Regions from separate parts of the Homo sapiens genome. Here region 1 is linked to region 2. A link is a loop called in an ENCODE intact Hi-C map of the cell type or tissue named here. Cell type or tissue: ascending aorta. All regions are shown on one strand. Each heading gives the region's core, and the rest is flanking DNA. Links, peaks and the distances in the headings are about the cores only.

What was found. Hi-C counts contacts between places; a loop is a spot of excess contacts. Peaks named below come from ENCODE experiments on the same cell type or tissue, not always from the same donor. Only the 100,000 strongest peaks of a DNase experiment are listed, where the experiment ranks them.
Region 1: it touches region 2 in a loop (2.5-fold over the local background); 5 of 110 quality-filtered maps call a loop at or near these places.

What each region holds. Positions count from the first base shown.
Region 1 is chr6:89,216,002-89,231,875 of GRCh38, forward strand. It overlaps GABRR1 (gamma-aminobutyric acid type A receptor subunit rho1), which reads right to left and starts at 1,357. Exons shown (of 10, transcript NM_002042.5): 1 at 1,200-1,357. The coding sequence starts at 1,321. In ascending aorta, for the core only: no CTCF peak of the experiment used is centred there; no DNase peak of the experiment used is centred there; H3K4me3 peaks cover 960 bases; H3K27ac peaks cover 963 bases.
Region 2 is chr6:89,151,893-89,163,081 of GRCh38, forward strand. It overlaps PM20D2 (peptidase M20 domain containing 2), which reads left to right. Exons shown (of 7, transcript NM_001010853.3): 3 at 1,151-1,293; 4 at 2,856-3,010; 5 at 6,433-6,568; 6 at 9,891-9,998; 7 at 10,217-11,189. The coding sequence ends at 10,371. Among named protein-coding and RNA genes, the nearest start is that of PM20D2, 11 kb to the left of the region's middle. In ascending aorta, for the core only: no CTCF peak of the experiment used is centred there; a DNase peak (open chromatin) is centred at 10,249; H3K4me3 peaks cover 1,326 bases; H3K27ac peaks cover 2,500 bases.

The sequences.
Region 1 (15,874 bases), core at 1-2,500, 55 kb after region 2:
AATCTCTACGGCTGCACCAATCCACAAGTTCCAGTGTTTGCCCAAGCAACTTCTGACTCTGATGGTAATAGGGCACAGTGGCCTCCCTTAGCACCCCAGGGCTCACCATGACCACTGGATATTTCAGCTCCTAGTTTTGTGATGTTGTTAAGAACAGCTTGAAACAAATGCTGTGAGCTACAGCTGGCTGTTTGGGAGCCCATGTGATGAGGGCTCCCTCCAGCCCCAGAAGGAGGACACTGAGGTGCTAGACACAGCCCTCCTCCTAACCCCAAACTCCCAAAAGCTAGATATCTTTTCATATTCACTGATCTCTCAGACTCTATTTATATTTACACTCAAAAGAAAGGTGAAGTTCAATTTGAAGCTAAGGCTAAGAAAGGACCAAGAATCAACAACGCCCTACTGTCTCCATTTCCTCATCAGTACAGAGAGCACTGGATTAGGTTGTCTCCAAGTCTCCTGTATTATTGACTGATGCCGGGCAAGCAGGTGTGCATCCCAGATAGACATTGCCAGTGCTGCCGTCAGAATGGCCCAGGTGAGGCCGAGTGCTAAGGGGCTGGTGGGGAACCTGGTTTCCTGTGTAAGCTCCCTCTGCAAGTGCTGGCAGACAGGGCACCATGCACCTTTGGTGTTGACCACAGGCAAGCACTTGCCTGCAGGAGGCTCCGTCCCTGGCCCTCCCAATTTATAGGTAGGGAACCATCTAATAATGATCCTTCTAGTCACACAGCTTGGAGAAAGCTGCTTTCTTTTAAAATATTAAAAAATGATTCACAAATCTAACAGAAATAATTAGAGCAGAATCATTCTCATGAAATACAGGTCCCATTGGTAATTTGAGAATTCACAGAGTTGTTCTAACCCTAGGACACAGACAGCAAACAATTGCCCTTGATATTTTTTTTAAATGTGCATATATTCTATTTTCCAGAATCTACCTTTCACCCAGGACAATTCATAAGGAATTTTAAAAATGCACTGATAAAATGATCTAATCTAGCATCATTTTAAAAGAAAACGTAATTCTAACTTTCTAAAAGGGGAGCAGCAGGAGAACAAAGGGAAGGGGAAGAAAAAGGCATCCACACAAAACACCATACGCTGGAAATGATGCTCAGTTTCTAGAAGAACACTGTAAGCTCACTTTGTGCATCCTCTTTTCCTAAATCCTCTATCCCTAAATGTCCACTCACCTGCCTTTCTTAGACATCTCGTGGACTTCTCTTCCGGGCCAGTGCATTCTGCTTTCAGTGGCCAAAACCCATCCCCACCACAAAAGAAAGATGCCAAATCTCATATTTGGGACAGCCAACATGGGTTTCCAAATTCAAACAGCTCTCTCCAGAAACAGCAAAAAGGAAAAGATTGTTCTTTTTCTCTCTTAAGACATTATTGGTCTGTTCATTATTAGAAGGATGTTTACTCATGCAAAAAAAAAATCAACCCACAGGATGCAATCTGGAGAGCAGGAGAAAGCAATTTCCACTAAACCTATAAATCCTCCTACGTCAGATGTCAGGGATTTTCTGAACTGAGGTTGAATTCCTGTGTCCCAGTGGAACAATTATTTTAGCCGGTCTAAATTAGTTCATCGTCAAATGCAGTAAAAATGTTGGTAAAAGTCTTATTTTCTGGTGCGTCGAATAAAAGGAAGTAAAAATGGACCAAAGCAATTTCCAAGAGGAGTAAGGCCAGAGGTGCGGAACTGCTTTCTATGTTCACGTTAATGAGCTCCTCCCTGGATCTATTTTAAGCTTACGGCCATTATTATTTGCTTTAGCTGAGGGCTGGATTTGGACAGCTTCCTGCCCCCACTTCCTGTGGCTGAATCCCTGAAACCCCAGGGCTCGGTACCTGCGTGGGCTGTCTATATGGCTGAGATTGGGAGGGCAACTGGGGAAGAGGTTTTTTTGTCTTTGTTTGGCGCAGAAACAAGTAAATTTCCTTGTCAGTTGCATTGTTCTTATCATGAACCTTGCTGCACTGTCCACATTTGAAAAATACCAGTAATAAATTAACTGTAGCCTCAAGTCTGTGTTATTTGTAGACAGTTTTTCTTTTGCTTTGATGCTTACTTTAAGACTCTGCTATAATCTACAGGCCGGATCTTGTGTCTTCATCAAAAGACAGTCTCAGAGCCTCGTGGAAGAGACCGCATTAGGTACTCCAAACTATTGACTCTTCAAAGCTGAGCTGACATGGTTTTGGTAACTTTCAGACTGTACCGGTAAACTGAGTCAGGATTCCCATAACTCTATAGCTGAAAAGCGGTTTCACACAACTGCTAACCCAAGATCCAATAGAATGAGAATTAATTACACAAGACTGAAAAAAAATTGATGAGAGAAATTTTTTTCGGGTTATTTGAAATGCAGTTGTTTTAAGGTTCTGTTCCCAGATCGTAAGAAGCCTTTTCTTTCTCTTCTTGTGCTATCTGTAATTCACAATAAGCTTTTAAATTCTGCTTTTATAAACCAGAATGAAGTATTCTTAAATTATATATGATTCTCACTAACACGATTCTTCTTATTTGAATTCAGAAACTCTTACCCAGTCTCTCTACATTTCTTGGCAATATAGTTGTTTGCATAGGTTTAGTAAGAATCTGTCCTCCCTTTTGCCAAAATACAACTGGAAGCATCAATTATGCAATGAAAGCCTTGCCTTGAATGCCCTATTTGAGAATAATGTTCATTTAACGAGGTGTGACAAGCCATTTTAAGGAATAAAGGTTGGCTGTACTTACGGAACCAATGCCTATAATGTCCTCTCAGGAAACCTGACGTAGGTCCAGTTTATAGTGTCCAGTCTTACAGTTAGTAAGGAAAGTCACTTCTAGGCAAGTACTTGGAGGTATTTTTCTGAAACCTCTAGAAGAAAGGAATTCACTCAAATCTATAGGTACTGCAGGTAAAATTTGGTGGAGTTTCTTGGGCTTGGTCTCCTAATCTTAGCAGGATAGAAAATAATAGACATGGCGGGGCACGGTGGCTCACGCCTGTAATCCCAGCACTTTGGGAGGCCAAGGTGGGAGGATCACCTGAGGTCAGGAGTTAGAGACCAGCCTGGCCAACATGGTGAAACCCTGTCCCTACTAAAAATACAAAAATTACCTCGGTGTGGTGGCGGGCACCTGTAATCTCAGCTACTTGGGAGGCTGAGACAGGAGAATCGCTTGAACCTGGGAGGTGGAAGTTGTAGTGAGCCGAGATCGCACCACTGCACTCCAACCTGGGCAATAAGGAATGAAACTCCGTCCCAAAAAAAGAAAAGAAAATAACAGACACTTTTAGAAGTCCAAGCTAAGATTCCTTATGATAACTTCTAGGCAGGAGCTAATTTGGAATCATTCAACACCGTATGGCTCTAGGTTTTGCAACGCAAACTTCAAAGGAGGCATCTATGATGCACTGTAGAAGTAACCAGCCAAACCTAAGGAGCCCAGCTTTTTTCTGTGATCAAGAATAATCTTTAGAATTATATATAATAACAAGGAGAAGGAAGATGGTCAGGAAAAATCGTCAAACTTTGAAATGAGCAAAATAGATTACTGGGTGTTCTTTCAATAGAATTCTAAGCCTTGTCCAGCGGGTCCTCCAGGGATTGTCTGATCCTATAGGGATGTATGACTTTGATTGTCTTTAGGCTATTTTACAATTCTGTAATAGTAGATGTTAACACGTAGCAAACTGATAGTAACGCATAGCTTTCCTGTCCATAGCTATGCAAATTATTCCTTTTGTGCTGTGGAGAGTATAAATCTCTATAAATCAAGCCCTTATTTGAACCAGTTGTAACATCTTACTGGTCCCTTAACTAAATAATGAGTTAAATAAAATCTTCAATGTCTGTTCATTTTATAGTTATGTGAGAGTCATGATTATATCCTCTTATATAAATCATCCTTTAACGTGCTTTCAATTAATAGATGTCAAAAACATTCAACATATAGAAATAAAGGCAGAATATGTGATGTCTCCCGAGGTCAATGTAAGCTAAGCATGGTTGGATACTTAAGTTGTAGTGACTTGCTGATTTAAAGACCAAATTGTCTAAAGGGAGATATTCTGGAGCTGAGTACATCAAAATGAACAGGACAATAAGGCATTAAATTGGGGAGGTAGAAAGGACATTAAATGGCTCCTAATGCCCAGATTGGAAAATACCTTTCTTTCTTGTTTAGAGGATCCTGGACTAGCTCCAGGGGCCAGGAGCCTGGGCATAACCAAAGAGAGCAAACCGGAAGGCCTCAAACACGCATTTCCTACCCTCTCTTAGCTAAGGAGAGCTGGTTCAGCAGGTCCCCAGTTAGTTTGATGGCAGGACAGGCGGTACCAGCTGCTGAGCCTTTGCAACAAGGCCACTTCCTCCATCCAGAAGTTCCTATGGCAGAACCTTGAGGGGAGGGGCCCTGTCTTAGAGCCCTTTCTGCTTTGGGCTTGAGCCAACCATGCATCCCTCTTACTGCTGTCATGAGAACTTAGAAAGTCATGGCATTTCACTACTTTGTTGCTTGTAAATGTTCTTAATCAACTTTATTTCCCACTAACACCACGTGGCTCTAATGCGGAGAGTATCTGTGCCCTCTTTATAGGACAAGGATGTAGAAGGGAGTTGTAAAGAGGCCTGAGAGAACCAGTTAGGGCCAGCATCAGAGCATATTAAGGATCCAGACTGACTTACTGAACTATAACACTTCCAGACCAAGTTTTAAAAATGCTTTTTTTTTTGAGACGGAGTTTCGTTCTTGTTGCCCAGGCTGGAGTGCAATGGCATGATCTCAGCTCACCACAACCTCTGCCTCCCAGGTTCAAGTGATTCTCCTGCCTCAGCCTCCCGAGTAGCTGGGATTACACGCATTCGCCACTACACCCAGCTAATTTTGTATTTTTAGTAGAGACGGGGTTTCTCCATGTTGGTCAAGCTGGTCTCCAACTCCCAATTTCAGGTGATCCGCCTACCTCAGCCTCCCAAAGTGCTGGGGTTACAGGCATGAGCCACCGCGCCTGGCCAAAAACACTATTTTTTGACAAAACTCTTCTTTTCCTTTATTGAGTATGCCAGCCTTCTCTCTCTTCTCACTCTCCTTTTTATTCCTCAGCCATCATGGCCTTCCCTACAGCAATGCAGGGTCTCCAGGGCAATAATTTCTTCAGCAGAAGAGGGACCAGGCAATGCTTAACTCCAGCTTATCTTCTCATGGCCATCAAAAGTCTCCCTGCCCCAAGCCCTCAGAGCCAACCCAACACCACACACAAGGCACTCACTGACTGATGGGTGAACGGCAGGCAGCACACCCCAGCTGCTCCCAAACAGGGGCTGCAGGTGCTCATCAGCTGTTTCCACGTGCTCCCTGCAGCACATTTTCTAGCCACAGTCAGCCCTCTGCATCCGTGGGTTTTACATCTGTAGATTCAACCAAGTGCAGATCAAAAATATCTGGGGATAGAAAAACAAAGAACACAAATTCAAAAAACTAATGTAGTATAACAACTACTTGCTAGTATTTACATTGTATTAGATATTAGAAGTAATCTGAGATGATTTAAAGTATACAGGAGAATGTGTGTAGGTTATATGCAAATACTACCCCATTTTATGAAGGGACTTAAGCATCCATGGATTTTGGAATCCTTGGGGTCCTGGAACCAATCCCCTTGGTACCGAGGGATGACTGTACACGTGCACCAATTTGGCTCTGAGCTCAATGCCTAAACATAATCTCCCAGCATTGGACTGGCCCTTTCCAGGTAGGGGATAAGGGACAAATAAAAAGGCAAAGGAAAGGAATTTGATGAAACAATGACCCGAAGAGCCATTTTTCAGTTCCTGATGCAGCTGCTTCTTTACTCACTGTATCGTCAAGCCTACTATTTAAGCTGCTGCTGTAATCGAGCCATGGAAAGATCAATAAAAAGAATAGCATTTCTTTGTCATGGAACAGCTTAGAGGTGAGTGGTCCAGACTGAAGGGAATCTGCTCCAGGACGAAGTGCCTTTCGTCTTGTTGCCCTTTCTCAGGGTATGGTCTTTGTGTACCTGGTTAAAGTTGGGCTGCCAGTAGGCAGAGAAGACATGAAAAGCAAGCAATTTCTGTTTAGGCAAGTGACATAGGAGCTGCACTCATCACTTCAATTCACATTTCACTGGCAAGAAACTTGGCCTGATAGTCACTCCTAACTGTAAGGAGTCCAAGAAATGTGGTCTCTCAATGAGTCATCTTATACCTGGATAAAATTATATCATGATGAAAACAAAAAATAAATTTGGGGGAACAGTCAGCAATGTGCTGAACTCTCCAATTTTTCTTCCCATCCCAAGAGTCAAGTAGCAGTGGCTTGGATCCTAAATTCGATTCCTGTAAACCCACTTTGTGGGGCTCCTTTTCCCCTTGGCCCACTGCATATCTGGAGCCAAACACTCAGATTAGTCAGAACATCCAAATAAAACAAAGAAGGGACAAAACATCAGTCAGACCGTTAATATAAGTCCTGTCGGGAAGGCTGTGGTATTTATAGTGTGCTTCCAAAGGAACCACCCCCGTTCTGCATCTGCTCGTTTAATTCAGGTCAGATTCCTTGATCTTGAGGTTTTTTAATGCCCATCTGTAATGTGCTCTTTTTGTCATTTCCCTGTCTCTCCTTCCCTGCTAAATTACCAATGCCATAAACCAGCTGGTGTTGGTGTCACTCTGAAAGCACTTTACTTATTAATTTACGATCATGACAATAGGCTTTTTGGAGACTGCCCACCATCTAAAATGAAATTTTCATGATTGATGAGAGATCTAGATGGACAGGAAGCCTCAATTAGCTTGAGTTAAATTTTTTTACAGTCTAAGTTTTGTGGTCTGAACACACCCAGCCCAGCGTTCCACAACAGCTCCAGCCACAACTGTGGTGCCAAGGATCAATAGACCGTTAAACTATGACGTTTTGATAGCAGAGGCTTAATTTTATCCACACATATTATTTTGTCATCACAAGCATCATCATGAACTTGATGTCTGACAGTGGGTAGAAATCAATGTCCTTGTCTAGATTTTTTTTTTTAATTTCCATAGGTTTTTGGGGAACAGGTGGTATTTGGTTACATGAGTAAGTTCTTTAGTGGTAATTCGTGGGATTTCGGTGCACCCATCACCCAAACAATATATACTGAACCCATTTTGTAGTCTTTTTATCCCTCACCTCCTTCCCACCCTTTCCCCGAGTCCTCTAAGTCCACTGTGAAATTCTTATGCCTTTGCATCCTCATAGCTTAGCTCCCACTTATGAGTGAGGACATACAATGTTTGGTTTTCCATTCCTGAGTTACTTCACTTAGAGTAATATTCTCCAGATCCATCCAGGTTGCTGTGAATGCCATTAATTCATTCCTTTTTATGGCTGAGTAGTATTCCATTGTATATATATGCCACGGTTTCTTTATCCACTCGTTGATTGTTGGGCATTTGGGCTGGTTTCACATTTTTGCAGCTGGTAATTGTGCTGCTATAAACATGCGTGTACAAGTGTCTTTTTCATTTAATGACTTCTTTTCCTCTGGATAGATACTCAGTAGCGGGATTGCTGGATCAAATGGTAGTTTCTACTTTTAGTTCTCTAAGGAATCTCCACACTGTTTTCCATAGTGGTTGTACTAGTTTACATTCCCATCAGCAGTGTAGAAGTGGTTCCTTTTCACTGCATCCACACCAATATCTTTTTTTTTTTTTTTAATGGCCATTCTTGCAGGAGTAAGGTGGTATTGCATTGTGGGTTTTTTTTTTTTTTGAGACGGAGGTCTTGCTCTGTCGCCAGGCTGGAGTGCAATGGCACCATCTTGGCTCACTGCAACCTCTGCCTCCTGGGTTCAAGCGATTCTCCAGCCTCAGCCTCTCGAGTAGCTGGGACTACAGGCATATGCCACCATGCCCAGCTTATTTTTGTATTTTTAATAGAGACGGGGTTTCACCATGTTGGCCAGATGATCTCGATCTCTTGACCTCATGATCTGCCTGCCTCGGCCTCCCAAAGTGCCGGGATTACAGGCATGAGCCACCACGCCTGGCCGCCAGGGGTTTTGTTTGTTTGTTTTGTTCTGTTTTGTTTTGTTTTTTGAGATGGAGTCTTACTCTGTCGCACAGGCTGGAGTGCAGTGGCATGATCTTGGCTCACTCAACCTCCACCTCCTGAGTTCAAGCGATTCTCCTACCTCAGCCTCCCAAGTAGTAGCTGGGATTACAGGTATGCATTACCACGCCCAGCTAATTTTTGTACTTTTAGTAGAGACAGGGTTTCACCATGTTGGCCAGGCTGGTCTCAAACTCTTAACCTCAGGTGATCTGCCTGCCTTGGCCTCCCAAAGAGCTGAGATTACAGGTGTGAGCCACCATGCCCAGCCTGCATTGTGGTTTTGATTTGCATTTCCCTGATCATTTGTGATGTTGAGCATTTTTTCATGTTTGTTGGCCATTTGTATGTCTTCTTTTGAGAATCATCTATTCACGTCCTTAGCCCACTTTTTTATGGAATTTTTTTCTCCTGTAATTTGTTTGAGTTTGTTGTAGATTCTGGATATTAGTCCTTTGCCTGATGTATAGATTGTGAAGATTTTCTCCCACTCTGTGGGTTGTCTGTTTACTCTGCTGAGTGTTCCTTTTGCTGTGCAGAAGCTCTTTAGTTTAAGTCCCACCTGTTTATCTTTGTTTTTGTCACATTTGCATTTGGGTTCTTGGTCATGAAGTCTTTGCCTAAGCCAATATGTAGAAGAGTTTTTCTGATGTTTTCTTCTAGAATTTTTTTTTTTCCCCAAGACAGGGTCTTGCTCTGTCACCCAGGCTGGAGTGCAGTGGCGTGATCTTGGCTTACTGCAACCTCCGCCTCCCAGGTTCAAGCGATTCTCCTGCCTCAGCCTCCCAAGTAGCTGGGATTACAGGCACCCAACACCACACCCAGCTAATTTTTGTATTTTTAGTAGAGATGGAGTTTCACCATGTCGGCCAGGCTAGTCTTGAACTCCTGACCTCGTGATCCACCCGCCTTGGCCTCCCAAAGTGCTGGGATTATAGGCGAGAGCCACCGTGCCCAGCCATCTTCTAGAATTTTTACAGTTTCAGGTCTTAGATTTAAGTCCTTGATACATTTTGAGTTGATTTTTATATAAGGTGAGTGATGAGAATCCAGTTTCATTCTCTTGCGTGTGGCTTGCCAATTATCCCAGCACCATTTGTTGAATAGGGTGTACTTTCCCCACTTTATGTTTCTGTTTGCTTTTTTTTTTTTTTTAATTATACTTTAAGTTTTGGGGTACATGTGCACATTGTGCAGGTTAGTTACATATGTATACATGTGCCATGCTGGTGCGCTGCACCCACTAACTCGTCATCTAGCATTAGGTATATCTCCCAATGCTATCCCTCCCCCCTCCCCCCACCCCACCACAGTCCCCAGAGTGTGATATTCCCCTTCCTGTGTCCCTGTGATCTCATTGTTCAATTCCCACCTATGAGTGAGAATATGCGGTGTTTGGTTTTTTGTTCTTGCGATAGTTTACTGAGAATGATGATTTCCAATTTCATCCATGTCCCTACAAAGGGCATGAACTCATCATTTTTTATGGCTGCATAGTATTCCATGGTGTATATGTGCCACATTTTCTTAATCCAGTCTATCATTGTTGGACATTTGGGTTGGTTCCAAGTCTTTGCTATTGTGAATAATGCCGCAATAAACATACGTGTGCATGTGTCTTTATAGCAGCATGATTTATAGTCATTTGGGTATATACCCAGTAATGGGATGGCTGGGTCAAATGGTATTTCTAGTTCTAGATCCCTGAGGAATCGCCACATTGACTTCCACAATGGTTGAACTAGTTTACAGTCCCACCAACAATGTAAAAGTGTTCCTATTTCTCCACATCCTCTCCAGCACCTGTTGTTTCCTGACTTTTTAATGATTGCCATTCTAACTGGTGTGAGATGGTATCTCATAGTGGTCTTGATTTGCATTTCTCTGATGGCCAGTGATGATGAGCATTTTTTCATGTGTTTTTTGGCTGCATAAATGTCTTCTTTTGAGAAGTGTCTGTTCATGTCCTTCGCCCAACTTTTGATGGGGTTGTTTGTTTTTTTCTTGTAAATTTGTTTGAGTTCATTGTAGATTCTGGATATTAGCCTTTTGTCAGATGAGTAGGTTGCGAAAATTTTCTCCCATTTTGTAGGTTGCCTGTTCACTCTGATGGTAGTTTCTTTTGCTGTGCAGAAGCTCTTTATTTTAATTAGATCCCATTGTCAATTTTGTCTTTTGTTGCCATTGCTTTTGGTGTTTTGGACATGAAGTCCTTGCCCATGCCTATGTCCTGAATGGTAATGCCTAGGTTTTCTTCTAGGGTTTTTATGGTTTTAGGTCTAACGTTTAAATCTTTAATCCATCTTGAATTGATTTTTGTATAAGGTGTAAGGAAGGGATCCAGTTTCAGCTTTCTACATATGGCTAGCCAGTTTTCCCAGCACCATTTTTTAAACAGGGAATCCTTTCCCCATTGCTTGTTTTCCTCAGGTTTGTCAAAGATCAGATAGTTGTAGGTATGCGGCGTTATTTCTGAGGGCTCTGTTCTGTTCCATGGATCTATATCTCTGTTTTGGTACCAGTACCATGCTGTTTTGGTTACTGTAGCCTTGTAGTATAGTTTGAAGTCAGGTAGTGTGATGCCTCCAGCTTTGTTCTTTTGGCTTAGGATTGACTTGGCAATGCGGGCTCTTTTTTGGTTCCATATGAACTTTAAAGTAGTTTTTTCCAATTCTGTGAAGAAAGTCATTGGTAGCTTGATGGGGATGGCATTGAATCTGTAAATTACCTTGGGCAGTATGGCCATTTTCACGATATTGATTCTTCCTACCCATGAGCATGGAATGTTCTTCCATTTGTTTGTATCCTCTTTTATTTCCTTGAGCAGTGGTTTGTAGTTCTCCTTGAAGAGGTCCTTCACATCCCTTGTAAGTTGGATTCCTAGGTATTTTATTCTCTTTGAAGCAACTGTGAATGGGAGTTCACTCATGATTTGGCTTTCTGTTTGTCTGTTGTTGGTGTATAAGAATGCTTGTGATTTTTGTACATTGATTTTGTATCCTGAGACTTTGCTGAAGTTGCTTATCAGCTTAAGGAGGTTTTGGGCTGAGACAATGGGGTTTTCTAGATATACAATCATGTCGTCTGCAAACAGGGACAATTTGACTTCCTCTTTTCCTAATTGAATACCCTTTATTTCCTTCTCCTGCCTAATTGCCCTGGCCAGAACTTCCAACACTATGTTGAATAGGAGTGGTGAGAGAGGGCATCCCTGTCTTGTGCCAGTTTTCAAAGGGAATGCTTCCAGTTTTTGCCCATTCAGTATGGTATTGGCTGTGGGTGTCATAGATAGCTCTTATTATTTTGAAATACGTCCCATCAATACCTAATTTATTGAGAGTTTTTAGCATGAAGGGTTGTTGAATTTTGTCAAAGGCTTTTTCTGCATCTATTGAGATAATCATGTGGTTTTTGTCTTTGGCTCTGTTTATATGCTGGATTACATTTATTGATTTGCGTATATTGAACCAGCCTTGCATCCCAGGGATGAAGCCCACTTGATCATGGTGGATAAGCTTTTTGATGTGCTGCTGGATTCGGTTTGCCAGTATTTTATTGAGGATTTTTGCATCAATGTTCATCAAGGATATTGGTCTAAAATTCTCTTTTTTGGTTGTGTCTCTGCCCGGCTTTGGTATCAGAATGATGCTGGCCTCATAAAATGAGTTAGGGAGGATTCCCTCTTTTTCTATTGATTGGAATAGTTTCAGAAGGAATGGTACCAGTTCCTCCTTGTACCTCTGGTAGAATTCAGCTGTGAATCCATCTGGTCCTGGACTCTTTTTGGTTGGTAAACTATTGATTATTGCCACAATTTCAGCTCTTGTTATTGGTCTATTCAGAGATTCAACTTCTTCCTGGTTTAGTCTTGGGAGAGTGTATGTGTTGAGGAATTTATCCATTTCTTCTAGATTTTCTAGTTTATTTGTGTAGAGGTGTTTGTAGTATTCTCTGATGGTAGTTTGTATTTCTGTGGGATCGGTGGTGATATCCCCTTTATCATTTTTTATTGTGTCTATTTGATTCTTCTCTCTTTTTTTCTTTATTAGTCTTGCTAGCGGTCTATCAATTTTGTTGATCCTTTCAAAAAACCAGCTCCTGGATTCATTGATTTTTTGAAGGGTTTTTTGTGTCTCTATTTCCTTCAGTTCTGCTCTGATTTTAGTTATTTCTTGCCTTCTGCTAGCTTTTGAATGTGTTTGCTCTTGCTTTTCTAGTTCTTTTAATTGTGATGTTAGGGTGTCAATTTTGGATCTTTCCTGCTTTCTCTTGTGGGCATTTAGTGCTATAAATTTCCCTCTACACACTGCTTTGAATGCGTCCCAGAGATTCTGGTATGTTGTGTCTTTGTTCTCGTTGGTTTCAAAGAACATCTTTATTTCTGCCTTCATTTCATTATGTACCCAGTAGTCATTCAGGAGCAGGTTGTTCAGTTTCCATGTAGTTGAGCGGCTTTGAGTGAGATTCTTAATCCTGAGTTCTAGTTTGATTGCACTGTGGTCTGAGAGATAGTTTGTTATAATCTCTGTTCTTTTACATTTGCTGAGGAGAGCTTTACTTCCAAGTATGTGGTCAATTTTGGAATAGGTGTGGTGTGGTGCTGAAAAAAATGTATATTCTGTTGATTTGGGGTGGAGAGTTCTGTAGATGTCTATTAGGTCCGCTTAGTGCAGAGCTGAGTTCAATTCCTGGGTATCCTTGTTGACTTTCTGTCTCAATCTGTCTAATGTTGACAGTGGGGTGTTAAAGTCTCCCATTATTAATGTGTGGGAGTCTAAGTCTCTTTGTAGGTCACTCAGGACTTGCTTTATGAATCTGGGTGCTCCTGTATTGGGTGCATATATATTTAGGATAGTTAGCTCTTCTTGTTGAATTGATCCCTTTACCATTATGTAATGGCCTTCTTTGTCTCTTTTGATCTTTGTTGGTTTAAAATCTGTTTTATCAGAGACTAGGATTGCAACCCCTGCCTTTTTTTGTTTTCCATTTGCTTGGTAGATCTTCCTCCATCCTTTTGTTTTGAGCCTATGTGTGTCTCTGCACATGAGATGGGTTTCCTGAATACAGCACACTGATGGGTCTTGACTCTTTATCCAATTTGCCAGTCTGTGTCTTTTAATTGGAGCATTTAGGCCATTTACATTTAAAGTTAATATTGTTATGTGTGAATTTGATCCTGTCATTATGATGTTAGCTGGTGATTTTGCTCGTTAGTTGACACAGTTTCTTCCTAGTCTCGATGGTCTTTACATTTTGGCATGATTTTGCAGCAGCTGGTACCGGTTGTTCCTTTCCATGTTTAGCGCTTCCTTCAGGAGCTCTTTTAGGGCAGGCCTGGTGGTGACAAAATCTCTCAGCATTTGCTTGTCTGTAAAGTATTTTATTTCTCCTTCACTTATGAAGCTTAGTTTGGCTGGATATGAAATTCTGCATTGAAAATTCTTTTCTTTAAGAATGTTGAATATTGGCCCCCACTCTCTTCTGGCTTGTAGGGTTTCTGCGGAGAGATCCGCTGTTAGTCTGATGGGCTTCCCTTTGAGGGTAACCCGACCTTTCTCTCTGGCTGCCCTTAACATTTTTTCCTTCATTTCAACTTTGGTGAATCTGACAATTATGTGTCTTGGAGTTGCTCTTCTCGAGGAGTATCTTTGTGGCATTCTCTGTATTTCCTGAATCTGAACGTTGGCCTGCCTTGCTAGATTGGGGAAGTTCTCCTGGATAATATCCTGCAGAGTGTTTTCCAACTTGGTTCCATTCTCCCCATCACTGTCAGGTACACCAATCAGACGTAGATTTGGTCTTTTCACATAGTCCCATATTTCTTGGAGGCTTTGCTCATTTCTTTTTATTCTTTTTTCTCTAAACTTCCCTTCTCGCTTCATTTCATTCATTTCATCTTCCATTGCTGATACCCTTTCTTCCAGTTGATCGCATCGGCTCCTGAGGCTTCTGCATTCCTCACGTAGTTCTCGAGCCTTGGTTTTCAGCTCCATCAGCTCCTTTAAGCACTTCTCTGTATTGGTTATTCTAGTTATACATTCTTCTAAATTTTTTTCAAAGTTTTCAACTTCTTTGCCTTTGGTTTGAATGTCCTCCCGTAGCTCAGAGTAATTTGATCATCTGAAGCCTTCTTCTCTCAGCTCGTCAAAGTCATTCTCCATCCAGCTTTGTTCTGTTGCTGGTGAGGAACTGCGTTCCTTTGGAGGAGGAGAGGCGCTCTGCGTTTTAGAGTTTCCAGTTTTTCTGTTCTGTTTTTTCCCCATCTTTGTGGTTTTATCTACTTTTGGTCTTTGATGATGGTGATGTACAGATGGGTTTTCGGTGTGGATGTCCTTTCTGTTTGTTAGTTTTCCTTCTAACAGACAGGACCCTCAGCTGCAGGTCTGTTGGAATACCCTGCCTTGTGAGGTGTCAGTGTGCCCCTGCCTGGGGGTGCCTCCCAGTTAGGCTGCTCGGGGGTCAGGGGTCAGGGACCCGCTTGAGGAGGCAGTCTGCCGGTTCTCAGATCTCCAGCTGCGTGCTGGGAGAACCACTGCTCTCTTCAAAGCTGTCAGACAGGGACATTTAAGTCTGCAGAGGTTACTGCTGTCTTTTTGTTTGTCTGTGCCCTGCCCCCAGAGGTGGAGCCTACAGTGGCAGGCAGGCCTCCTTGAGCTGTGGTGGGCTCCACCCAGTTCGAGCTTCCCAGCTGCTTTGTTTACCTAAGCAAGCCTGGGCAATGGCGGGCACCCCTCCCCCAGCCTCGCTGCCGCCTTGCAGTTTGATCTCAGAGTGCTGTGCTAGCAATCAGCGAGATTCCATGGGCGTAGGACCCTCCGAGCCAGGTGTGGGATATAGTCTCGTGGTGCGCCGTTTTTTAAGCCGGTCTGAAAAGCGCAATATTCGGGTGGGAGTGACCCGATTTTCCAGGTGCGTCCATCACCCCTTTCTTTGACTCGGAAAGGGAACTCCCTGACCCCTTGCGCTTCCCAGGTGAGGCAATGCCTCGCCCTGCTTCGGCTCGCGCACGGTGCGCGCACCCACTGGCCTGCGCCCACTGTCTGGCACTCCCTAGAGAGATGAACCCGGTACCTCAGATGGAAATGCAGAAATCACCCGTCTTCTGCGTCGCTCACGCTGGGAGCTGTAGACGGGAGCTGTTCCTATTCGGCCATCTTGGCTCCTCCCTACAAGGGAATCTTTCCTTTTGTTTGCTTTTGCAAAAATCAGTTGGCTGTAAGTATTTGGGTTTATTTCTGGGTTCTCTATTCTGTTTCATTGGTCTATGTGCCTATTTTTATACCAGTACCATGCTGTTTTGGTGACTATGGCCTTATAATATAGTTTGAAGTCAGGTAATGTGATGCCTCCAGATGTTCTTTTTGCTTGGTCTTGCTTTGCACATGTGGGCTCTTATTTGGTTCCATATGAATTTTAGGATTGGTTTTTCTAGTTCTGTGAAGAATGATGGTGATATTTTGATGGGATTTGCATTGAATTTGTAGATTGCTTTTAGCAGTATGGTCATTTTCACAATATAGATTCTACCCATCAATGAGCATGGGTTGTATTTCCGTTTGTTTGTATTGTCTATGATTTCTTTCAGTGGTGTTTTGTAGTTTTCCTTGTAGAGGTCTTTCACCTCCTTGGTTAGGTATATTCCTAAGTATTTTATTTTATTTTATTTCATTGCAGCTATTGTAAAAGGGGTTGAGTTCTTGATTTGATTCTCAGCTTGGTCGCTGCTGGTGTATAGCAGAGCTACTGATTTGTGCA
Region 2 (11,189 bases), core at 8,690-11,189:
GCCTGGGCAACATGGTGAGAACCTGTCTCTACAAAAAAAAATAAAAAATTAACTGGGCATGGAGCACTCCTGTGGTCTCAGCTATTCATCTGTGGGAAGCTGAGGCAGAGGAGGATTGCTTGAACTTGGGAGGTGGTGACTGCAGTGAGCTGTGATCACGCCACTGCACTCCAGCCAGGGTGACAGAGGGAGATGAGTACCAAAAAAAAAAAAATTCATTTCAAGGTCATGGTGATAAGATATATATCAAGGAAATAACAATACAGTATCCTGAAATCTAATACGTGTTTGATGTTTTTACTTGATTTTTGTCCTGCTAATAGAATGTCTGGAATCAGTTGAGAAGAAATATCATAAGCATTCTAAGGACTCCTGAATCTAACCCATTAAAATAAGTCCAGATTGGTTTTCTAATCACCTAAATGTGGGTATTATTAATCAGGCTTAAAAAGTGTTATCAAAGCACGTCAATCACAGAGCTTTATAAGTAACTATTCAACACGCAATCCTTTCTCTAATCTTTTTTTTTTTAATTGTATTAGAGCAGTTAGACTGGTGTGAGAACTTAACAGTTTATTAAAATGTAAAATATTAGTGATGTAGGCATTTTGGAACATAATAAAATATTGGATATTGGTCAGGAACAACTGCTTTAATACTAGGGTATCTTGTGATAACATTGAATATAATCTGATTTTCAGAGGTTGTCTTAACCCACTTCAAATAGTAACTCCTTTCTGGCTTTCCTGACCTTCCACCTCTTAAGACAGAATTTCTGATTTTTTACAGACTTTTGATAATAGAATCATCACAATGCTGTGTAAAAACATACAGGATCCATTTTTTTTTTTTGTAATTTCAGCACCTGATACCATATTGCATGTTTGCATTAGATTGTGTATACATTTAATCTTTTCTCTTTTTCTCTCTTTTTTGGGAATGCTTTCTTTGTGTCAAGCACTATGTTACCTAATAATAAACTATAACTAACATAAATAAATTGCAGTGTTATTACTACAAATAATTTGCAAATCAAAAGTCCAGCAATGTGAATTAATTTTGAATAGTAGTTGGGTAATTCTGACTACCTGGATTTTCTTACTTTAGCAATAATAACAAAAGTAATTTCAAATGATTTTTTATTTCCTAGTGTGACTGTGAAATACTATGGAAAAGCATCTCATTCTGCTTCTTATCCCTGGGAAGGATTAAATGCATTAGATGCTGCTGTGCTGGCCTATAACAATCTGTCTGTGTTCAGACAGCAAATGAAACCAACCTGGAGAGTTCATGGTATGAATGTCAAATACCTTCTATAATAGATGGTGCTTGCTATAGTTCAGTGCAGTATAATTATTTAATATTCAATTTTTAAAAATTTGGAAATATTTTTGTACTTCATATGAATATTCTGATTTTTAAGCATATTTTCAGAAATTCATGTGACAGGATACTAAGATGTTTGTCTATATAGGGTTAGAAAGACAGTTTTGATTATTGTACATAAATGGAATGTCATCTTTGAGTATCAAAGATAAAGGTTTTATGTAAGGGGCTGTGTTCTTTCGGTGGGTGTTTGAAAATTGGATCTTGATTTTCCAGTTGTCCTCATTATTTCTTAATGATAACCAAATTTTGTCAATTAAAAAAAGGTATAATAACTGCTAGTTTTATTTAAGTGCTGTTAGTCCTGAGTAATATCTTTTTGTGTGATTTTTTGTTTTTGAGACAGTCTTGCTCTATTGCCCAGGCTGGAGTGCAGTGGTGCAATCTCGGCTCACTGCAACTTCTGCTTCCTGGGTTCAAGTGATGCTCCTGCTTCAGCCTCCCAAATAGCTGGGATTACAGGCAGGCAGACACCACCAAACCCAGCTAATATTTGTATTTTTTGCAGAGACGGGGTCTTGCTATGTTGGCCAGGCTGGTCTCAAACTCCTGGCCTTAAGTGATCTGCCCACCTCAGCCTCCCAAAGTGCTGGGATTACAGGTGTGAGCCACCATGCCTGGTCCTGAATAGTGTCTTTTAAAATTATATATATATATCACCATAATATAAATACAGTCAAAGTACTGTCTTGAAGGCACACATTTGTTTAATTTATTTCCTTATGATTTAGGAAATTGTTATATTTTAATATCTATTCTTTACCTGATTTTGCTATAGCCTGAGGTCAATTTGTAATTGTACTTTTACCAGTTTTCCTGCTTTAGTTTCTTTAAAAGGAACAAACAGGAATGTGTAGAAATATTTTTTTAAAGTAGGTCATAGGACATTGGATTTTTTGTATCTATTTTAGTTATTACTTCGAATGAATAAATCTTAATTCTTTATAATTCCAAATAAATACATTTGTTTTGACAGTTGATAATACTTAGTGATCTTTGACCTGCATTGGTTTTTTTCTTGGCATGAAAATTATTTTTCCTATAGCTAAATGCCATTTAAAATGCTCATGGGATTCCTGAGGTATGAGGGTAATTATAGAACCTCATACCATTGTTGAGGTATGGTAAAATCTTTTCCAGAAAGCTTAAGATGTTACTAATTTTTTTTGTGGTTATATAATTTCTAAGTTTCATTATAGTCTGGATCATAATTTCTTAACATTATGTAAATTCTTCTGAATGAAGTGCATATGGATAATTATTTTTTCTTATCAGCCAAAAAATATCACCCTATGTAAAGAAATTTCAGTTGTACAACATAACAAAATCTTTGATTGGTGTATTGGTGGAGCTAGTGAGTTTAAATTATTTTTCTTTATGAACATATTGGCTGAAAAACTTAATGGGTGTATTTAAGCTTAAAGAAATGGTCACCAAGCTTAATTCTAGTAATTTGGTTCTTTTTATAGGTATAATAAAAAATGGTGGTGTAAAACCCAATATCATTCCCTCTTATTCTGAATTAATCTATTACTTCCGTGCACCCTCAATGAAAGAACTTCAAGTTTTGACCAAAAAGGCAGAAGATTGCTTCAGAGCTGCAGCTTTGGCTTCAGGGTGCACAGTAAGAACTTTTAAAAGTTAATCTAAGTTACAATCAGAGGTATATATGTGGGCTAGCACTGTTAGATTGAAATCTAACTTGACTCTCTTATTTGGTGACATGTTGAATATGCAAAATGAATTGGCTGAATAGTTAATGTGAAAGTCTTTAATTTTTACACGTTTCATTCCTCAGTGCTTGCAATAGGGAAGATGACAGGTCATCTTACTTATATAGTAATTAGAATAATTCTGATACTTCTATGCTAGAATCCCTGCCTTTTTACAAGTTATATTCTTCCTTGTCGGCAGTTATACTTTTAGAATTGCTATATGTAGTTTCTATAAAGGAAAGTTTATGGCAAAATCAGCAAAAGCTTTTTTTTTTTTTTTTTTTTTTTTTTTGGTGGGGGGACAGGGTGTTGCTCTATTGCCCAGGCTGGAGTTGCAGCGGCACGATCTTGGCTCACTACAACCTCCGCCTTCCAGGCTGAAGCAATCCTCTCACCTCTGCCTCCCACCTCAGCCAGCTGAGTAGCTGGGACTACAGGCACGCACCACCACACGTGGCTAATTTTTTGTATGTTTTTCTGGAGACAGGGTCTCACCATGTTGCCCAGGCTGGTCTCAAACTCCTGAGCTCAAGTGATCCACCCACCTCGGCCTTCTAAAGTGCTGGGATTATAGGCATGAACCACCTCGCCCAGCCAGCGAAAGCCATTTCTGAAGTTAGGGTGTGTATAGTAGTGATATAAATACTATGGCTTGCTGGAATGGAAGATAAAATAGACACAGAAGTTAGTTAAGAGGTTTTATTGATTTGTTTCTGTTTGTTTGTTTGTTTTTGAGACAAAGTCTTGCTCTATTGCCCAGGCTGGAGCGCAGTGGTGCAATTTTGGCTCAACGCAACCTCCTCTGCCTCCTGGGTTCAAGCGATTCTTATGCCTCAGCCTTCCAAGTAGCTGGGACTACAGGCGCTTGCCACCACACCTGGCTAATTTTTTTTTTTCTTTTTTTTTTTTGAGGCGGAGTCTTGCCCTGTCACCCAGGCTGGAGTGCAATGGCGCAATCTCAGCTCACTGCAACCTCTGCCTCCCAGGTTCAAACAATTCTCCTGCCTCAGCCTCCTGAGTAGCTGGGATTACAGGCGCCTGCCTCCACACCCAGCTATTTTTTTGTATCTTTAGTAGAGACGAGGTTTCATCATGTTGGCCAGGCTGGTCTCGAACTCCTGACCTTGTGATCCACCCACCTCAGCCTCCCAAAGTGCTGGAATTACAGGTGTGAGCCACCACACTGACTGGTTTTGTTGATTTGAACTATAAAGTTAGTATTTAAAATCATGTACTGTGTAAAGTGGAGTGAGTTTTAGAATTATACAAGATAAGAATCTTGCCCTAGAGGGAGCCTGTAGTCTAGTTGGAGAGACAAGATCTTGACCCATAACTCTCAGCCTAGCTAATTCTGTAACCTTTAGAAATGTTTAGTGTCTTTGGCTCTCCATTTTCTTGCTTGAAAAATGGAGATAATAACAATTTATCTTAGGATTCTTGTGAGAATTAAATGAGATAATGTTTCTGAAGGGTTTAGAGCCCAGCCTTCATTTATATTGCCTTATTTTTTTCTGTTCTTATTAGTCTAGAGATGTATGATTGATTCACGTAGTAGCAGTATCTCACAGTAGCAGTAATTCTCAGAAAGCATATGTTACGTGTCCTGAGAGTAGTGTGGAATGTGTCGTGAGGATCAGAGGTGGGAAAGAGTGGTCTGGGGCTGTTAACCTTGGAGGAAGGTTTTGTGGAAGACTGTAGACCTGAACTGAGCTTTGAAGGTTGATCATACTTTCAGATATGCATGGGAAAGACAGAGACTGAAAGTTCTTAGGGAATATAGTCAGCAAAGATAAGAATATAGAAGCTCGTGTTGTGTTGTAGTTAATCGATAAACATATGGACAGATGTAGGAGCAAAGATGTATTCTCATATGCCACTAGAGAAGATGGTTATAGTGAATGAAAACTGTGAAATGTCCATAGCTGAGGGCAGTAAAAACTAAATATTTATTCCCTTATTCATTTATAATTATAAATATTTATTTGTGAAATACTTATGGATGTGAACTATTATCATTAGGCAATATCTCAAGGTATACAGTATTCCCTTATGGTAAGGTTTGTTGTTATTGGATTTGAATCTATATTTAATTTAATTTATTTATTTTTAAAGTTTTTTGTAGAGATAGGCTCTCCCTGTGTTGCCCAGGCTGGTCTCAAACTCCTGGGCTCAAGTGATCCTCGTGCTTTGGCCTCCCAAAGTTCTGGGATTGCAGGTGTGAGCCACCTTGCCTGGCCTAAATCTATATTTTAAATAATCTTTTAGTAATTTCTTATATTTTGGCTGACTTGTAAGGTCTGATTTGGTTGTCATAATTTCTACCGTAGATGTTGCTAAGAATAAAAGAAATGTCATCTCTGCCATTTTATGATTGGCTTTTGCTAATATTGGTTTGAGGGAATATTGCCAATTTTTATTTAATCAAAACTGAATCTGTAAATCCACTTAACTGGGCACATAAAAGCTGCTTCCGTATCTTTATATACTGAAATTAATAAATGAGGACTGTTGTCAACCCTTCCTCATTGCAAATCTTCTACATTTCCCTCAGAGTACTTTTCTACCTCTCACACCAGGCAGTGATGTCAGTGTCAGTTTGCATATTGAATATTAGTAAAGCTTAATTTCTTTTTTTTGGAGACTGAATCCTAGAGCAGTGTTCCTCAGAGTGTGGTTTTTGGGTCACCTATGTCAGAATTACTTTGAGGTGCTGGTTAAAATAAAAATTAGGCTGGGTGCAGTGGCTCATGCCTGTAATCCCAGCACTTTGGGAGGCCGAGACGGGCAGATCACATGAAGTCAGGAGTTTGAGGCCAGCCTGGCCAACATGGCAAAACCCCATCTCTACTAAAATACAAAAACAATTAGCTGGGCTTGGTGGCAGGCGCCTGTAATCCCAGCTACTTGGGAGGCTAAGGCAGGAGAATCATTTGAACCTGGGAGGCGGAGGTTGTGGTGAGCTGAGATCACACCACTGCACTCCAGCCTGGGCAACAGAGTGAGACTCCATCTCAAAAATAAAATAAAAATTTCTGGGCCCTTCTCATACCCTATCTAGGTGACTGAAGTTGACACTTGGTAGCTAGTATAGAGCTTGGTGACATTGTGGGGTTTAGTGTATATATAGCATAAAAGAGAGTCCTAGGAACTCTCGTTATAGAAAATAAATCTTTTTTCTTTTTTAAGGTAAGAGATTTGAGAGTGTTTATATCTGGAAGGGAAAGTATCTTCTCTTAAAACCTCTTCCTATTAGAGAACAATCACTGGTTTGAAAATTAGATAGTGAATTTGAGTTTTTTATTTCAAAATTTGTTTTGCAATTTTTTATTAGGTGGAAATTAAAGGTGGAGCACATGATTATTACAATGTTCTTCCCAATAAGAGCCTATGGAAAGCCTATATGGAAAATGGAAGAAAGCTAGGAATAGAGTTCATTTCAGAAGATACAATGTTGAATGGCCCTTCAGGTAATTAAGTGTTTTTTTATATATTGAGCTATTTGAGGAAGAGAAATACCATCTTTGGTTAAATTGGTTGTATTTAATGGTTTGGGAGGTCGGGAGGTACTACTGACGTTTTTAATATTTTCACAAACTTTATGGTTAGGGGAAAGAAACTAATGGACTCTTAAGTGAGTGTAGAATGTCAAACGAGCAGACTTGATTTTAGAAATAGTCAACCTACATTTTTGTCTGTATTCTAAATATTTTCTAGTGTTTAAGTTTCGTTAGTTTTAATTTTTAAGTAAGTTGCTAAGGTGGGATATAGAATTTTAATTCATTCTCAGTCATCACAATAAGCAGGTTACTAAGTACTTAGTTATCTGGGGCATTTTCAGTTTCTGAGGAGCAACAGACAGCTAGAATTGAAATAAGCATATTTGGGGTTATGTTAGTTTTTTTTTCCTTTTAAAAGCATATTATTACTAATACATTTGCAAGTTAGAGATGTATCATCTGTTTTAAAAATAGATGTTGTTGAAGTAGGCCCAAAAGGACTTGGTGGTGAAAATGGGGTGTCGGTGTCATTCATTAAGATAAGGAGTTCAAGAGAAAGAGCAGGTTAGGGTAAGAGGGGGTTGTTATAAATTATTAGTATGTTAAACTTGAGGTGCTTATAGTATTTCTAAGTGGAGCTGTTCAGTACCTGTTAAATCTAGAACCCAAAAAGATGTCTAGTTTGGAGATTTAGGAGTTGTCCATATATGAAAGGTATATAGAAGACATAGATGTCGATGAGGTTGCCCAAATACATAGAGGAAGAAGATTCCCAGAGATCAGACATTGGCAGTCAACGAAGTGGTCAGAGAGAAAGCCAGACAATCAGGAGAGAGGAGAAGTCATGGAAGCCAAGGGAGAAGAAAACTTACAGAAGAGAAGGAGGCATAAATCATGTCAAGTGCTGTAGAGACTGAATAAGATGAATATGGTCTAGTGTCCACTGGACTCTAGTAATTAGAAATTCATGAATTGTCTGGAAGAAAATAGTATAAGACCAGTGGTACCAGATGCTGGGTCTCACTTCTCTACCCAGGGCATTGACTGCTGAGATAGTGGAAGTAGCAAATGAAGACTATTCTTTTTCAAGAGAGTTAGCTTTCAAGGAAAATAGAAAGAGTGGATACAAGCTTGAGGGAAATACGGAAAAGAAAATAGTTTTTAAGGGAAGATACTTGAGAAGTAGATGTAATGTTTAGGAAGGAGGTCAGGGAGTTCAGAGACTTTCCCTCTAGGAAGTAGCACACAGTGAGCATTGAGCTGGTAGGGCTGAGGGATTGAGAGAGAATTGCCACTGAGAGGAGTTGTCCAGGGACATCAGAGTTTCATGTTTTCTTTTGTTCTGGACAGCAAGAAAGCTCAGCTCAGCATGGTTCTGTTCTTTTACCCTAGCAGGTTTCTGCTGTCTAGCTGAAGAAGGGAAGACACATGGCCTGCTCTACCCCGGGTTTGGGTTTTATATAATGGACAAAACAGTAGGATAAAGTGGCTGTGATTTTGGTATGATTTGTGGGCTCTAGGGTCTAGTTCCACAAGTAAGATCTTAAAATATGCAACAGGTTTTTTTTTGTCCATCCTTTTTTGTTTTGTTTTGTTTTTACACTCAGACTCTTTAGACTCTTTAAACACTGGAGAGGCTTTTTCCATCCTGTTCACTGATGTCCCATTACTGTGCATCCTCAGTGTGTGGAGCCGTTTCTGGCACAGTTAAGTGCTTAGTGAATATTTTCTGAAGCAGTACTTCTATAGAGGCTACTATGCCTCAAAGTCTGGCCTCAGTCTGCATTTACCACATAACTAGCAGCTGTGAGACTATCGGCATGTTATTTAATACCCATAAGCCTTGGTTTCTTCATGTTTAAAATGGAAACTGTTCTAAATATTAATGAGAATACATACAAAGCACTTAGGATTGTGTTTGGAACGTAGTATTCCAGATAAATGTTAGCTACTCTTTGTCACATATTCCTTTATTCTCTTACCAATCACTGTGTAGTCTCACTTTGCCTGCATGGTGTTTGACATGTAATAAACATTCAGTAAATATCCATTGAGTGAACATAAGGCTTTGTTTTTACTGTGATTTATTCAACAAGTGCCTGTGTGTCAATCCTGTGAGAAGCTAGATGCACAGTCATTTCAAATACTATTTCTTGCCTCATACAGCCTCATAATTTAGTTTCTGACATAAGCATGAACCAAATCATCCAATACATGGAAAATTAAAAAGTACTGTAAAGGAGAGTAATACATCTCTGTGAGAGCTTATGCTAGAGGAATTTCACTTTATGGGAAGGTGAAGTAAGTAAGGCTTTGCTGAGGAAATGATGCTTAAGATGGAATTTGAAGGTTAAGTAAGAGTTACAGAGATGATGCAGGGATAGCATGTGCAAGGGTCCTGTGACAGGGAGAGCATGGTGAGTGTCTAGAGCGGCTAGGGCATCGAGAGTAGTGGGAACATGGTATGAGATCAGGTTGGAAAGGTGAATGAAGATTGAAAAAAAAAAGACGGCAAATAGAGTAGATGCTGCTAGACCAATTAGGAAACTTCTAGTTCAGGCAAGAGATAATGATAGCATAGGCTGAGGACAGGTGTTGGTGATGGTGATGCAAAGAGCGTTAGGATTCTGAGATATTTGGCAGGTACTGTTGATAGGTGGAGTGGAGGTAGAAGAGAAAGATCATGAGTTTGACTTTAGATATGTTAAGTTTGATCTACCTTGAAGACATCCAAGAGAAGATACCAGGCTGGCAACTGGATGTATGAGCATGGAACTTAGCAGAGACTGGGAAGAGATTTGAGTTGGTGGTGATTTGAAGCAATACATACGGACAAAATCTTGAGAAAGAATATGCAGTAAGAAGAGAAAGGGGCCTGGAATGGAGTCTCCCGTAACTATTATTTCATCGTCAGGTAGAGGGGGCTCTATCCCCAAGAGAGACAGAAGAAGGGGCCATCAGAGAGGCAGAAGGGAAGCCATGCAAGTGCTGTGTCACAGAAGAGAAGAAAGGGAGTAGGTGGCAGTGTGGAGTGCTGGCCAAGAGGGCCAGTAAAAGCCGTGAGACAAGGTGAGGGCAGGTTTGCAGTGACCTTCATGAGAGATGTGACTGATACAGGGGAGTGGGTGGCAGACTCAGTGGAAGGTGAGCCCATGAAAGCATGAGCATACGGACAACTCTCCAAGAAGCTCACTTCTCTGCGTCTCTTCTAACAGGGACTGTGACTTCATAACTCCAGAATACTTAACCACATATACTTAAATAGACTTTTCTTAACTTTGTGTGTTCCAAGGATCTACGGATTTTGGAAATGTTAGTTTTGTGGTTCCTGGAATTCATCCATATTTTCACATTGGATCTAATGCCTTGAATCATACTGAACAGTACACTGAAGCTGCTGGTAAGTGTTGTTGGATGTGACTGTTTTGGCACACACACTCTTCTTCTGGTAGTAGCTGCCTTTCTGTTTAACCTACTATTTCACTACATAACATCACCTCAGTAAATACTGCACTGTGGTGGGCAGTTGGAGAGCCAGTTGAGATACGGGTAGCTAACCTGTGAAATTAAATACAGCTTAAATAAGTAAGGAGGTATTTTATTTTCTCTACCTTTTAGGGTCACAGGAAGCTCAGTTCTACACTCTGCGGACGGCCAAAGCTCTGGCAATGACGGCACTGGATGTTATTTTTAAACCAGAGTTACTGGAAGGAATCAGAGAGGACTTTAAACTGAAACTTCAAGAAGAACAGTTTGTAAATGCAGTAGAATAAAAGACTTAGGGGCCACTTATAAATCAAGAAGACGTGATGATTTTTTTCTTTTAATCTCTTTTAATGAAGGCATGCTTGTTTTTTAATCTTAAAGGAGTAAAATTCTTTTTACCTGATAAGTGAGGACAGGGTGTGGAGAAAACATATTAATTACCTCATATCTAAAGTGAAAATTTTTGCAAATCCGTACTTGATAGGATTATGATATTACAGGAGCTGGTATGTGATGCCATTCTTTCTTTTTTTTTACCCCGCAACCACTCACCTTCACAGTAGTGATACCATTTCTTAACCTGGAGGATACATGGCATCATTTTTATAAAATATGTTAGTAAACCTTTTTGTAAGCCTTAAATGTTATGTGTATTTTTAAAAGCTTAAGAGATTTCAAACCTTATATTCAGAATTGACACCCATGAGAGTGTTTTGTGGTATAGGGTGGTAAACTTGTTCTCTAATCGTATATTAATTCCTCTACCAGATTGTATATTTGAAGCCAGTGTCTTTCCTTTTTTTGTTTTAAGATAGAGCCTCGCTCTGTTGCCCAGGCTGAAGTGTAGTGGCACAATCTCGGCTCACTGCAACCTCTGCCTCCCAGGTTCAAGTGATTCTCCTGCCTCAGCCTACCAAGTAGCTGGGATTACAGGTGTGTGGCACCATGCCCAGCTAATTTTTGTATTTTTAGTAGAGACGGCATTTCACCATGTTGGCCAGGCTGGTCTCGAACTCCTGACCTCAGGTGATGCACCTGCCTCGGCCTCCTAAAGTGCTGGGATTACAGGCATGAGCCACCGCACCCGGCCTGCCAGTGTCTTTTT